Linked DNA regions of Mus musculus: region 1 is linked to region 2. The links are chromatin contacts, found by Hi-C or POLR2A ChIA-PET in ENCODE. All regions are on one chromosome and are shown on one strand. Each heading gives the region's core, a stretch centred on a gene start or an enhancer-like site at or near the end of the contact. The rest is flanking DNA. Distances are from core to core; before and after follow the strand shown. Region 1 overlaps Oxr1 (oxidation resistance 1). Region 2 holds the start of Oxr1 (oxidation resistance 1).

Region 1 (6,361 bases), core at 1,096-3,595, 43 kb before region 2:
AGTAGGTTAGCTAACAACAACACAAACTCTTGAGCTATTAAAAGGTGTTTGTTGGAAAAATGGTCAGTGGAGAGAGAGTAATGGCAGGTCCCTTACAGAAGGGTACAACGGAGGTGTCCTGCCATAGCAGCTGAGTTCCAGAGCTGCTCAAAATAGGAATTCTCAGCAAGCACTCTGATGTGTACAGGAGGATCGTTCCGTTCTTCCTCATCCTGCGTGTCTCTGTGTGCTCTGATGGCATCCTAGCTAGAAAGTCATCTAGGTCAAGAGCCAGTGAGAAATCCACACTAAGCTTGATTAGCCTTTATGTAAAATTCATCAATAAACTGATCTATATTTAAAATCAAATCTTAAATGCAGAATGTCCACTTGAGCCAAAATGAAGTACTATTGAATCTGTATTCTTAATCATGTTCAGATTAAATTTCATTAAAAAAGAAAAAAAACTGTCCACAATAATGTTTAAAAATTGAAGTTACTCATTTTAATCTTTTGAAAGAGAAAACAAATACACTGAGCCACCCACTTCCCTAGACTCACCTGTACCAGAGCAGCTTAACTCTGAATCCTTACAGGGATGCACATTAACAAAGAAAGAGTAATATGATTTAATACTGTGAGTTTAACTATCTACCTTCATTAGGATCATTACAGTAAGTAAATGAATCTCCAGCAACCAAGAGAGGAAAGACAGCAGATATTACATAAAACATAATGTGGCAGGATTTTCCAAACAGCCCTGGATGTCTCCAGTGAATGTTCTTTTTAATGAAGATTGACGGAAGTATTCAAAGTATAAAGTATGTCATTATTTTGTAGATATTCCATCCTGGAAAACTAAGGTCTCCAGATATTTTTATTAGTCCATGTGTGACTATATCTAATGAATAAAGCAAAAAGCTTTGGGTTTTTGTCTGTTTGCTTGTTTGAGTCGATGTTGAAGGTAAAACAGAATGGCCTCAGTCTTCTATAAGCAAACTCCTGATGTTCTTGCGTCTGTCTTCCAGCTACTCAGATTACAGGTATAGAGCATCATGCTCACTTACGTTGTGTTGGGAATAAGATCTTGAATTTTTGATCCTACTGCTTCAATATTCATGTTATCTGAGATTACCAATCCATGCCACAATGCGCAGCATAATACCTTCAAAATTCATGTCAAAGTCTCAGTTACATACATTATAGTCTTTTACCATCTACTCTTTCTGGATCCTTTTTCCAGTTAATTTCACCTAGATTTACTCTTTGTGGAAGCAAAGCGAGCATTCAGTATAGGTGAAGATGATGTTCTCTGATTTCATTTATTGCCACACAAGAGCTGGGGTTAGAAGCCAGGGTACAATGCACAGACTTGGTTACTGAATTCTAACTGTAGGTCCTACGCCATTATTCTCTGATTCTGCCATATTGCTTTGACTCTAAACGGACTATTGATTATGTCTTAGTTGTGAAGTAATGGGAGTGTTTACAAATATTGCTAAACTATTAGATGGGTAGAACTTCAAATCTGATATTAAAAAATAATTTGATGCAAAATGTTAACTGAGGCTTTAAGGATCTTCAATAAACTTAGGAGAACATTATGCAATTCAAAAAATCCTCAGCCATTTTATCTTAATATTTAAAATATGCTATGCCAAGTTAACTTCAGTAGCAAACAGAAATTTAACATAGTACTAAAACTGCAAAAGAGGGGAGATAAAAATAGATATTATTTGTCCAATAATATATGCTTTCTACATGCCCTTTATACTGAAATACCTCCCTATTAAATGACAGCTGGAGAGTTTACAAAGAGAAACAAACCCAAAAAGAACCCACAACTCTGACAAAATACATTTTTAAATACTTTAAATGTCTGCCTAGGAAAGCTGGAGAGATGGCTCAGTGGGTAGGAGCACTGGAGGCTCCTGCAGAAGACCTGGGTTTGATTCCCAGCATCCACATAGTGGATCATAACCATCTGTAACTTCATTAACAGTCTGTTTCTGATATTCACAGTCATCATGTACTTCTGAGGTGCACAAGCCTACATGTTGCCAAGGCACACATACACATAAAAAAAAAACCCAAAATCAATTTTAATTGCTCAGATATATACCTTCGCTGCCCTTCATTTCAGTCCTTCAAATACGATCACCAACACCAAAACTCTTACAGGGATAAAACTGAGAGATTCTACATATTATTCTGTTCTATCTTTTCAAAATCCAGGCAAGGTTCCAGGATTTTCATCTAAATCATCACCTTCTTTCTCTGATGAGCACATGGCTTACAACAGGCTGTTAGCATCCTATATCTGTCTCTATTTACCCGGAGTGAGAGCTTATGTGAAGTCAGCCCTGGGCAGGATCTAGGCTCCTCCTTCAGTGTCACCTGCTGACTATGGAAACTTAGGTCACTTACTTAAGCCTCCTTATGCCCCACTGTTATCAGTTATAGGGTCTTGACTACAAAGCTCTTCACCTACTTCCTGACAGAGAGGAAACTCAAATGACTCATTCTATACATGTTTTGAACATCATTTAAGTTCACACTATAGAAAAGCCAAAGAATTCAAATTCTCTATGCATTTAACTTCAGTTCAGTCAATGGGCACACTGGGCTCAGTCTCTTGAACATAGCAGTAATGAAACCTAAATTTAGACTGGAACATATTATATTCAGTTCCATCACCAGTTAACATATCAGATATTGCCTTCCCTTTAGAATTAGCTATGTACAAGTGAGATTGCCTGTAGTTTACAACATCCATTTTGAGAGTCCATTCTTTATCAGGAATAGTAACCACCAATGTGTACAATGTGTACTTCATAGACACTGGCCTTGGGACCCCTTCCTAAATAGACAAAAATGGCTCTCTGAAATAATGGATTTAAAAAAAATAACCCATTTGGTAACACCTGATCTTCATATATTCTTTGATGAACTAATAAATTCCATTTATTTACATACTCAAATTTTCCCAAAAGTCAATGACAGTAAAATTCTTTTTTCTTTCTTTTCTTTTTTTCTTTTCTTTTCTTTTTTTTTTTTTTTAATTCTTAAGATTAAAACCATTTCTAAGCACACAGTGAGATTCAACAGTCCTCTTGGAAGTCTATACTGAAAAGTTGACCAAAACAACGACAACAAAACAACAACCATCTAAGCATTTTACTTTTAATCACTAGTAGAAAGCAATATTACTCTTGTCTTCGGTGTTCAAAAATATCCTCTGGCAGGGGTATGAAGGTGTATGCTGAAATGAAATTTCAGCCACTGCAGCGCAGTGGGGAGCTGGATGAGACAGCATATGGCACGGAGTCTTACACTTCCTACCTACATCCACTATTTTAGTTCCATAAAAATATTCATCACATTTTTTTGGCCATGGATTCCTGCCATAGATATAATATATTTCTGTGCTATGATATAGTTGGAAGAACTCAATTTGTTTTAACAGTGGTAAAAAATAAAATCTATTGGATTAGGGTGGCTCCTTCTCATCACAAAATAGCATTGTGTACCCAGCAATTGATAGCTGAAATTGCTGTCAAATCCATCCACAGGCAACATCAACCCCTGGCCACCAAATTAGGAAAATCTCATTAAATTCCAAACAACGAAATGAAAATCAAATGACCATGGAAAACAGTGTGCCTCATTTACATGTTTCTAAAATTTATTGCAGGACAGAATATGCTGTACCCTAATTATATCAGTTTCTAGTGAACTTAAAACTGAAATGACAATGTTCTCCAAAAAAATATGCACTTAGGATATTTTACAAGATGGAATCTTAACTCCACACCATGAAGGAAGGCAACTATTTCTCAACAAGAGGAGGCCAATATTCAACCATCATAAAGTCATCTCACCTAGTACTGTGACTATTTCAATATTTAATAAAAATTTAGAAATACACACCGAAACTAAAAGAATCAAAACCCCTCCCATCTTCCCTAAACCTGTCATTTCCAAGAGCTTTCTGATGGTCTCCTGCCCCTGTGCCACTGTTGCCAGTGGCTGCATTTTTAATGAGGAAATTCCTCCAACATACTCTCTGTGTAGGTCAGAGGATTGACCCTTCAGACAGAACTTCCATGTGGATGTCATATGTTACCCATTTGAAGCACATGTATAATGTGAGGCCCTGTAATTAACAACAGAAAAGCTAACTTTACATTGGACCCCTATACGATGGCCGAGTTAGCTGCCAAATGAACTCATAATACATCTGAGACATATAGGCTGATGGGTTGATCTAATTTTATGAATATCTTTCAAAAATTAATATTTTGATTTTAATTTTCCTGAGTAATACTACAAGATTGAATTCACCTGAAAGTGCCAACACCGGTCAGACAAGCTGGGATAAGAGAGCAAGCTAATGAATGAGGGAGCTTGGATACATTCCAGAGTGGCAGTAATTTACAGAAAGACCTTCAGTGACTTCTGTGCCTGATGTTCATGTTCCTGTGTTTCTTTTCCCAAAATGAATAGCTAACTATTCTCCAAGGAAATAGAGGATGTGTCATCACAAGCCAGGTTATAGATGGCACTGAGATATGTCATCTTTTATTGAATTGATCACACTTGTGAGAGCCAGGCTGACACATGGAGATCTCCAGTAGGGAAAGAACCAAAAAGTCTCTAGCCAACACCCAGCACCATGGATGGCGTAGAAGACACCTCACTGCCATCTTGGTACAACTGCAGGCTTGACTGGCAAATGATCTTGTGAGGAAGTTTGAGTTAAAGGCATCCAAACCAAGCTGCCTCTAGTACTCTGGTACACAGACCAATGTGACATGTCTTCTTCATCTATGTGGGCTCTTCCTCTAACAAATCAACATAAACTAGGTAGTTTATGAATCAGAAATTTATTTCTTAAAACAGATAAATGTGTGTGTGCCTGTGTGTGTGTGTGTTTGTGTGTGTGTGTGTTTGTGTGTGTGTGTTTGTGTGTGTGTGCCTGTGTGTGTTTGTGTGTGTTTGTGTGTGTGTGTTTGTGTGTGTGTGTTTGTGTGTGTTTGTGTGTACCAAAGAGAGGCCAACAACCTGAGAATGGGAAGAAATAAAAAGGGTGGGAGAAGAGAGAAAAGAGAAAGTGATATAATTATATTTTAATTAAAATAAAATCCAGTTAACTGTATAATGTTAAAGTAACAAATATAAGTCCCATGAGAGCAGTAATATTTTGGAGGGTGTTTCTATGTTGAGATAAAATCATGTGCTAGAATAACTAAATGAATGAACGACATGTAATTAGGAGGGAATTTCCTTGTGACATTCACTGCACACAAATGTGCTTTCAGTTTGAATAGTGTGCTATAGGAAGCCACCGTGATAGGAAAGGAATACTCCTTGACTGGGTCTGCCTGGAAGATATTCCCTGCACTACAGCAAATGCTCTCCCATGCCCACTCCTATTTCCTCCTGCAGGTAATCCCTACTGAGAGTGAAGCTGGCTCCAGGCTGAGCTAACTCTCAGGTCAGCTGTTTACCCTGATTTCATCAGGATGCTGTTTGACAATCATCATGAACTACTTCTCATGAAGTAAGAAAAACAACATAACAAAACCTGGTTGTCCAGCTAGATTAGTTTGAAAACATGCTAAAGTTACATGAAATCTACTCTTTACAGCATCAGCGAGTCCAAGACTCCCAAGAAAAGCAAGACAGCCTCTGTTCCCTCTGACAAGTGCACACTGGTGACCTTTAAACAAAAGGGTTAGCCGTTACTTCTGCTGGAGGTACTGAGAACAAATCACTCTTGAGTGTTCTGCCATAAATAAACAAGACACACCACTCACTCTGATGCTCAGGAAACATCAATGAAGAGGCTGCAGAAAGAATTTAAGATCCAGAAGATGGTGGAGCGGTGGTGCAATCCTGGGAATGACAGTCTTTGCAACCAAGAATCACAACAGCTTCAGTTGCCTGTCACTGCCCTGCAGGAGACTGCATCTCTCAGCAGTCAGGGATAGTAGGAGGACTCATAGGACCCTCTGTCACCCTACTGAACTCATGGCTACATGTATATCATTGGAGATGGGGACTGATTGTGTTCCATTTTGTACCTACTAGGTGAGCCCAGCAGGGCCCAGTAGATAGCTTCAAACCTGCAGTCACATAAACAGCCCTAGCTAAACTCACAGGGTCACAAATCTAAAAGATATGAATGTGGGAAAGGACTTGGAAGAAAAAGGTAAGGTAAGGTCTGGAAGGAGACTAGGAAGGGTGGAAAACATGGATAGATTTGCTAAGACAGTGAGGAGGGAGTGAGTGGGTGGGGAAGCACCCTCATAGAAGCAGGGGGGAAGAGGTGTGATAGGGGTTTTACAGAGGGAAATCCTGGAAGGGGAATAACATTTGA
Region 2 (6,766 bases), core at 2,500-4,999:
TGGGGTAACAAATCCACCTCCTCTGTACCAGCACCACATGCGCTTACCCTCTGAGCCATCTCTTCAACCCTACAAGACACTAAAAGCCAAAATAAGCTTCTGCCAATAAGTAGATCCCATTACCTTAAAATAAGGTGTGGGGCATGGTACCATTTTGCAATGAAATCTCTGAAAATTAGTGTTTGTTACTGAGATGAACTTCAACTTAGCAATATCTAACTTTTTTAAAAAAAGAAATTCTACCATTTTTTTAAATATTTGAAACATTTAAAAAACCATTTGCTTTTGTGTGTGCACATGCCATGGCAGGGATGTGGTAGAGGTCACAGGTCACTTTTTAAAGGAACCATTCATAATCCTAGGAATACTGAAAGCCATGGTTTCTAATCTGTACTGACATCCAGGGCTGTACAACTGTGGGGACTATCTAATTCATCATCAAATGCTAATGGCAATTCCAGCTGTAACCTGTGAGATGCCCATAACACCCTTCCCCGAAGTTGATGAAAGCCAAAACAACGTCTCCCCTGCCTGCTAGGGTGCCTCTGTTGGAAGGCCCTCAGCTGAGGCCCTGTGCTCTTAGCCTATCAGTCATTTCCACTCCTGGAGTGAGGCAACATCATTTCTCTCCTACTTTGACTGACATTTCTTTTATCCTCTGGGAGACATCGCACCATTTTTAATGCCTTTACCTTAGGGCAGCAGATTCCATGGACTGTTTGCTGAAGCTTAGCCATGCTTAGGGACAGCTCCTTCAGAAGAGTTGTCAAGTTATGCTCCACTTCAGAACTCTCAACTCGAGAAAGTAGCCAAAGGGCACATACAGTCCTTTGTAGTCAAAGGGCTCGACGTTAGGAGGAAGGATAGTCTTATTTCAAACTAAATTTAGCATTAAATAAATACAGCCTTCACCTCTACACACTCACAAGATCTCCAGTCTCCTGTCTCTGTCTCTGTTGAACACCCATTCCCAACCCTCCCTCCCTCCTCCTTGGACATCCCCTCCCCCCAACAACTCCCCCAATTCAATGCAGACAAACACACAGTTATGTTTTATTAGAACTATATTCTGAAGGAAAAAAAACAATCACTTATTTTACTTTGATATGATCTATACAATCAATTAAAAGCTCACAGTAATAGAAGTGAAAGATAACAGCAAAAAAAAAATACCCCCTTATTATTCAAATTTCCCACCTTCCAGATCTCTATAAAAGTAGATATATTTTCAAACAGTGACGTCCCCCTCCCCCCAATCTGGCCCAACCAATGAGGTAAAAAGGGCAGCTCCTGGCCACTAGATGAGTACTCTCTTTTTGTTATGTCACTCCATAGGTCAGGCAAGACTGTGAAAACTCAAAAAAAAAAAAAACAAAAACAAAAACAAAAACAAACAAACAAAAAAGGCAAGAAAGAAAGAAAAGAAGAAAAGAAAAGCAAAGGGAAAAAGCCCACATCCCACTCCTCAATGAAGTTCTGGCTTCTCTTCTTCTGAATACTGACACCCTACCACCACCACCACCACCAAGCACACATGAGCAAGCGCGTGTGTGCGCGCGCACACGCACACACACACACAAATGCACCCGCACGCACACACCCCTCAATTTGATGTGCTAAACATATCAGTCATGACACATAATCAGAGACCGATCCTCTGAAACAGCAGTCTGGGACCGCAAGTCGAACCCTCCTCCGTCCTTAGTGCACACAGATGGCCCCGGTTTCCAGCCCCTGCTTCAGCTTCATTTCCTACTCCAACAGTGCAGCTTTAAAAGCTGCCCACCAACAAACCATGCTCAGCTAGACAGAGCTTGAGAAGACGTGGTCGTGGTGACACCCACCTCTTCATTGCCATTTCTCAACCTGGAACCTGCAGATTCTTCTTGATTCATGTAGCTGGTGGGTAAAATCTCTGCTAGTCAAATGGACATTTTATTTTGCAACATAATTTCCGATGCTTATTGAACTAATCTGGTCTTTCCCTTCGTAAGTCATTGATTTGCATGCCTGGAACTGAGAGGAAGCCCCCCCACCCCCCTTCAAAACACAGGTAAGTAATGGTCACTGTTCCCAACCTACTCACTGCCTCTCCCAGTCCATTTGAAGCTACCTGCTTACGGAATCCACAGATGTTATGATCATCATGTCCTTTGAGAAGGCCCCATGATTCCAGAGCCCCTGTGACATCAGGGACTTCTCAGATTCCTTCCCTGAGTAGAAAGATGGGAACAACCCTGCCTGAGATGCATCCTCTAAGCACAGAAATCAGGGGAGACAAACAGCATCAGGTTTCAAATAAAAGGTAACCAGAGGGAGGCTATGGAAACCCATCACTGGGCCAGAAAGAATGTAACCAGCAAAAGGAGGCAGAAGACATACTGGAAGCGGAAGCACGTTTCCCTTAATCCTGTCCTGGACCACGTCCAGAGTCCTGATCTCCCAGTCGTGGAGACAGACTGCACAGCTCGGAGGACCCCTGGCCTGCACCACGCACCTGCAAAGCGCATGCATGTACACCCCCTGCTGCGTGTTGCACGCTGCAGACTTCTACCTTACTAACCAGCCCAAAACACAAATTCCCCCTCCCCATAGGAGACTAGGGATCCCCTTGGCCTAGAACACACACCACTCCCCCTCTGTGTAACGCACAAACCCAGCCCCACATTGCTTAAAAGGAACCCGGATACACAATCCGGTAAGCGAAAGCACTGGTGGCTCCCCTTAAGTGACTACCTTCCTCCCTGCTTCATCTCTGTCCAGGATCCTAGGAGCCTCCAAACCAGATAGGAGATGGAAGAGGAACCTCAGAGAAGTACCTCTAAACCTCTACCATGGGACTTGACTCACGGAAGCCTCCAACCCTATGCACAGGTTTGCAACTCCCCTTCCTCCCTATCCTAGGCATGAATCTACCCCACTCCCTGCTCACATTCCCCCATATCCCTCATCACCTTTCCAGCCCTCCCTTCCAGGCCACTTTCTAAACCCGCTGGTTCTCACAACGTGTTGCCTCACACACTCCCTCCGGAGGCTTGAATTAAATCTGCCTCTTTCCATCATATCTACCTAAGCTTGTTCTGATTCCCCGAATTAACCAAGTTCACCCGCCCATCAGGCGCCCACTGACCCTTCCACTGGCGTCCTTTACTCTCCTACAAATCCGCTTTTCACACGCCCCACTTTCCATCTATCTCCCCTTCTGTCATCCTGGTTCAGGACACACCGCCCTTCTATTTTGCTCTCTGACCCTCTGTCAGTCCTAGGGACACCACTTTCCCTTTTTGGCTGTTCCCAGGCAGGTCCCTGCTCTCCAAACCTTCCCTTCCCCATCGGGCACTAGCCGGCTCCTGGCCTGCCGGGTCCGCTCCCTCATCCGCGGTCCTTCTTCCTTCCAGAGTGACCCACACCTGAACCCTGAGCCAGTCCTACCCTCCGGGGTCTGCTCATTATAGCTTTTGCTAGAGCATCCTTGTAAGCAGGAGCTCTCTACCTGCCCAGCGGTTGGGAGAAGCGCGGGACTCCGGAGGCAGAAGGCTGCCCGCTCTCCGGGTGTCCAGGCGCTCTTCCCGCTCGCCATCCCCAGCTCCCCCAGCGCCTAGCCCTCGCCCCGGCGGCGCCCAGCAGCCGCACAAACTTACTTGCGGGTCGGCGGGAGGGGGCTGCGGCGAGCGGTGCGAGCCCCGTAGCGGCGAGTGCGCCCCTCTCGGTGGGGCCGGGCGGCGCTGGCACTGCGCTCCCGCGGCCGCGCGCGGACTGCGCTCAGCCTGACGCAGCCCAGCTCTGCCCCCACCGCCGTCGCCGCCGCCGGGGCCGCGGAGCGCTTGCAGACTTGCTCAGTTTCCGGACCTGCCCGCGTGGAAGCTACCAAGAGCCATCCGCGGCGGGGGAGGCGGCGCCGAGCTGCAGAGCGACGGCCACGAGCTGGAGGCGACCACGCCGGCGGCTCCGGGAAAAGGGGGGGCGAAGCCCTGCTAAAAATAGCTCCTGCGGAAGGAAGCTACCGGCTGCCAGCGCACCCCCTTTCCGCGCGTCCCCGCAGCGAACTCTCGGGCTCCGGGAGCTGGCGTCCTCCTGGACCCCTGCCCTGGGAAACCGTGCCCCAAGAACAGACACCTGCCAGGGTAGCCAGAGCAGAGTCCCAACTCCAGGCTGCGGGGTATGGCACCCCTTCCCGTCCCCGGTCCCCAGAGCTGCCCAGCAGCCCTAGCCTCAGGGCCTTAGACAGAGACATCGAGAAGATACTGGTCTGAAATTATGGGAAAGCTCCTCTGCTACTGACTTACCAAGAGGAAGAAAAAAGTTTTCAGGGTTATTCTGGTGGAATTGGAACGAGAAATCAAGGAAGGCGGGCAAAATACAAAGATCTGGCCAAAGGGTGAAGGTATGGGGCTGTGGGTTGAAAGGGGCTCTGGAAAGATCTCCTTAAATACAAGAGTAGGCTGGGCTTCTCCCCGACTTCTATTTCCGCAGGATTTTACATAATTAGTTGACACTCAGCCTGACCTTGGAGGCACTGTTCCTGTTGCCTGAACTGTAATTTACTTTCCCTGCCTGCTGCCTTCTACTTCCACCGCTCCCACCTTTCCAACTCTGCCTGGGAAATTATGAGAGAGGAGTAGGGGTAGGGGCCAAAGTACAACTAGGTAGACTGGACCTCGGCCCTTTCTTGAAGGAAGTCGGTCCCTTTGCCAAGATGAGACTGCATCAATCCGACCAGCAAATCAGCCCAAAGGCCTCTCAAAACCTGGTAGTGAGTGGGTTCTCACTATTAATCTCCAGGATACCCCACCTCAATTGCTGACAACTAGTGTTATCTCTTCTCTCCTTTGAAAGTGAAACGTCCATCAGTCTGTAAAACGAAAGCCAAGAGGAAAGGGGAGGAGGAAATATTTATACTGAAAAGGAAAAGAAATGAATTTGAGAAAAGCATAGTGATGTACATGCATTTCGTAATGAAACCCATTATTTTTTACCCTGAAAAAATCAATAAAGATTTCAATTATAAGAATGAGATGTTCACATATTTCCTGGGTCAAGTTATAGTTTTAGCTTTTTCTCTGGAAGTCACCAAATTAGATTCATCAGTTAAGAATTCATTGCTTTTATTTGACAGAAGAGGACGTTGAAGCCTGGAGACAACTGTTGCCTGAAATAATACCTAATTGAACCCAAAATCTGCCGGATGAGAAATTACCCAAGTTTAAATATAACCTATTATTTCCTGAAATCCATAGCTGTAGTTAGAGTAAGAAATCAGGAAACTAGGCGCAGTTTTCAGTGCAGCTAATGAATTTGGTAATCTTGTTTTCTCTACTTGTAAGAAGGAAATCCAGAGCCTAGATTTTGCGTTCTCTTGAAAGTGACTATTTTATCCCAGTTCATTTATGTCTTTTGAGGTTATGCATGGACTAGAACTGAGCTTCACCAAGAGCTCACAGTACATGCTCAATAAAAATGCATTCACTTGCCATTATTGAGACTTAGGAAAGCTTGGCTTGCCAACAGAAGGCACACGGTTGTACTTTTTAACAGCGCTATAACAGTGTATGTCTCTGCTCAAGACATACTCCTAAATCAGATCCTTCAATTTGCAATCACAGTCTAGTTTTATGTTTAACTTTCTTTCCTCTGAAGCTATCTCTTAAGCTTATCTATCCTTTCCTGTCCTAAGTAACATGGGATGAGAGATGAATGCTGTGCACACGGGTGCCATCACACTATTACTTCCTGCCAGTCACACTTGAGGTGGTGTGATCTTGACATTTCTTTGACACTGCACACACACTCTCTGTAGGGGGACATGCCTTCACTTTAAAGTCTGTTTCGGTTCCTACATAAAACCTATGGTTCAAAATGTACTGCGTTCAAGACTTTGAATGCCAAGTGAAAGCAACTCACTAGCATAGATACATTGAGAAAATTATACATTGGTTCACAGAGGTGGGACCTCCTGCCCGACACGGGACCATAGAGCAGTATTCCCCTGTTCTAAGCACTGTTTCCTGTGCTGGTGTTAATATTCCTTCCCTACGAGCAGAATGCACTCCCATCCATGCATCAGGGACAAAGTTGACAATCTTATTTTCTTTGTCAAAACAGATCAAGACTTACTCTCATGAGGCTTAAAATACAAACCCAATTGGCTGTCTAGACCCACACAGATGAATCTATCTTCCCTAGAGAAAGATTCTCAAAAGGAAAATATCTAGTAGCTGAAGGTACCCATGAAACTTACGAAACAGTGTGCATTGCCTTCCTGAAGAGTCTTGCCTCCCCTGCAGTCAAAGAGAGAGAGAGACAGAGACAGAGAAACAGAGAGAGAGAGACAGGGAGACACAGTCAGACAGAGACAGAGAGACAGAGACACACAAAGAGAGTGACAGAGACAGAGACTATTGGCATATTCGGTCTGAGTTATCAAAATGAGCAAAAGGATACCACTTTGAAGAGGTTTTTTTCTTCCTTTTCCCAGGTGAGAATACTTTGATTTGCCTCCCTAAAGGCAACAGTTAGTCCCCTCTTTGTAGCCTTTTCATCTTTATTTCAGGCCTGGGTTGCTTCCAAAGTGGAGTCACTCTCATTAAAGCTGTCTAATGAGCCATAGGCTGCTGAGACCTCCATTCCAGTCTATCTCTATAGGAAAGGACAGGTTCCCTATTACTAAAGCTTTGGGGTGTTGTTATTGCTGTTATTTTGTTTTTTGTTTTTGTTTTTTGTTTGTTTGTTTGTTTCTTTTTTTGTGGTTCAGTATACTGGAACATGT

What was found. Hi-C counts contacts between places; a loop is a spot of excess contacts on that map. ChIA-PET counts read pairs that join two places held with the same protein, here RNA polymerase II (POLR2A).
Region 1: a map of left cerebral cortex shows a loop between it and region 2 (3-fold over the local background). The contact joins the enhancer-like site here to the promoter of Oxr1 in region 2. A Hi-C loop is called at or near these places in 4 of 37 maps with a recorded cell type or tissue (heart and left cerebral cortex). POLR2A ChIA-PET finds 5 or more read pairs at or near these places in 4 of 5 experiments (Patski and embryonic stem cell).

What each region holds. Positions count from the first base shown.
Region 1 is chr15:41,486,162-41,492,522 of GRCm38, reverse strand. All of the region lies in intron 1 of Oxr1 (oxidation resistance 1), which reads right to left. Among named protein-coding and RNA genes, the nearest start is that of Oxr1, 42 kb to the right of the region's middle. Within about 2 kb of position 2,345, at least 1 of the 3 ENCODE cell types and tissues checked has a DNase peak (open chromatin) inside an H3K27ac peak, as active enhancers do; it is left cerebral cortex, where a contact is called at or near this core.
Region 2 is chr15:41,444,465-41,451,230 of GRCm38, reverse strand. It overlaps Oxr1 (oxidation resistance 1), which reads right to left and starts at 3,749. Exons shown (of 17, transcript NM_001130166.1): 1 at 3,642-3,749.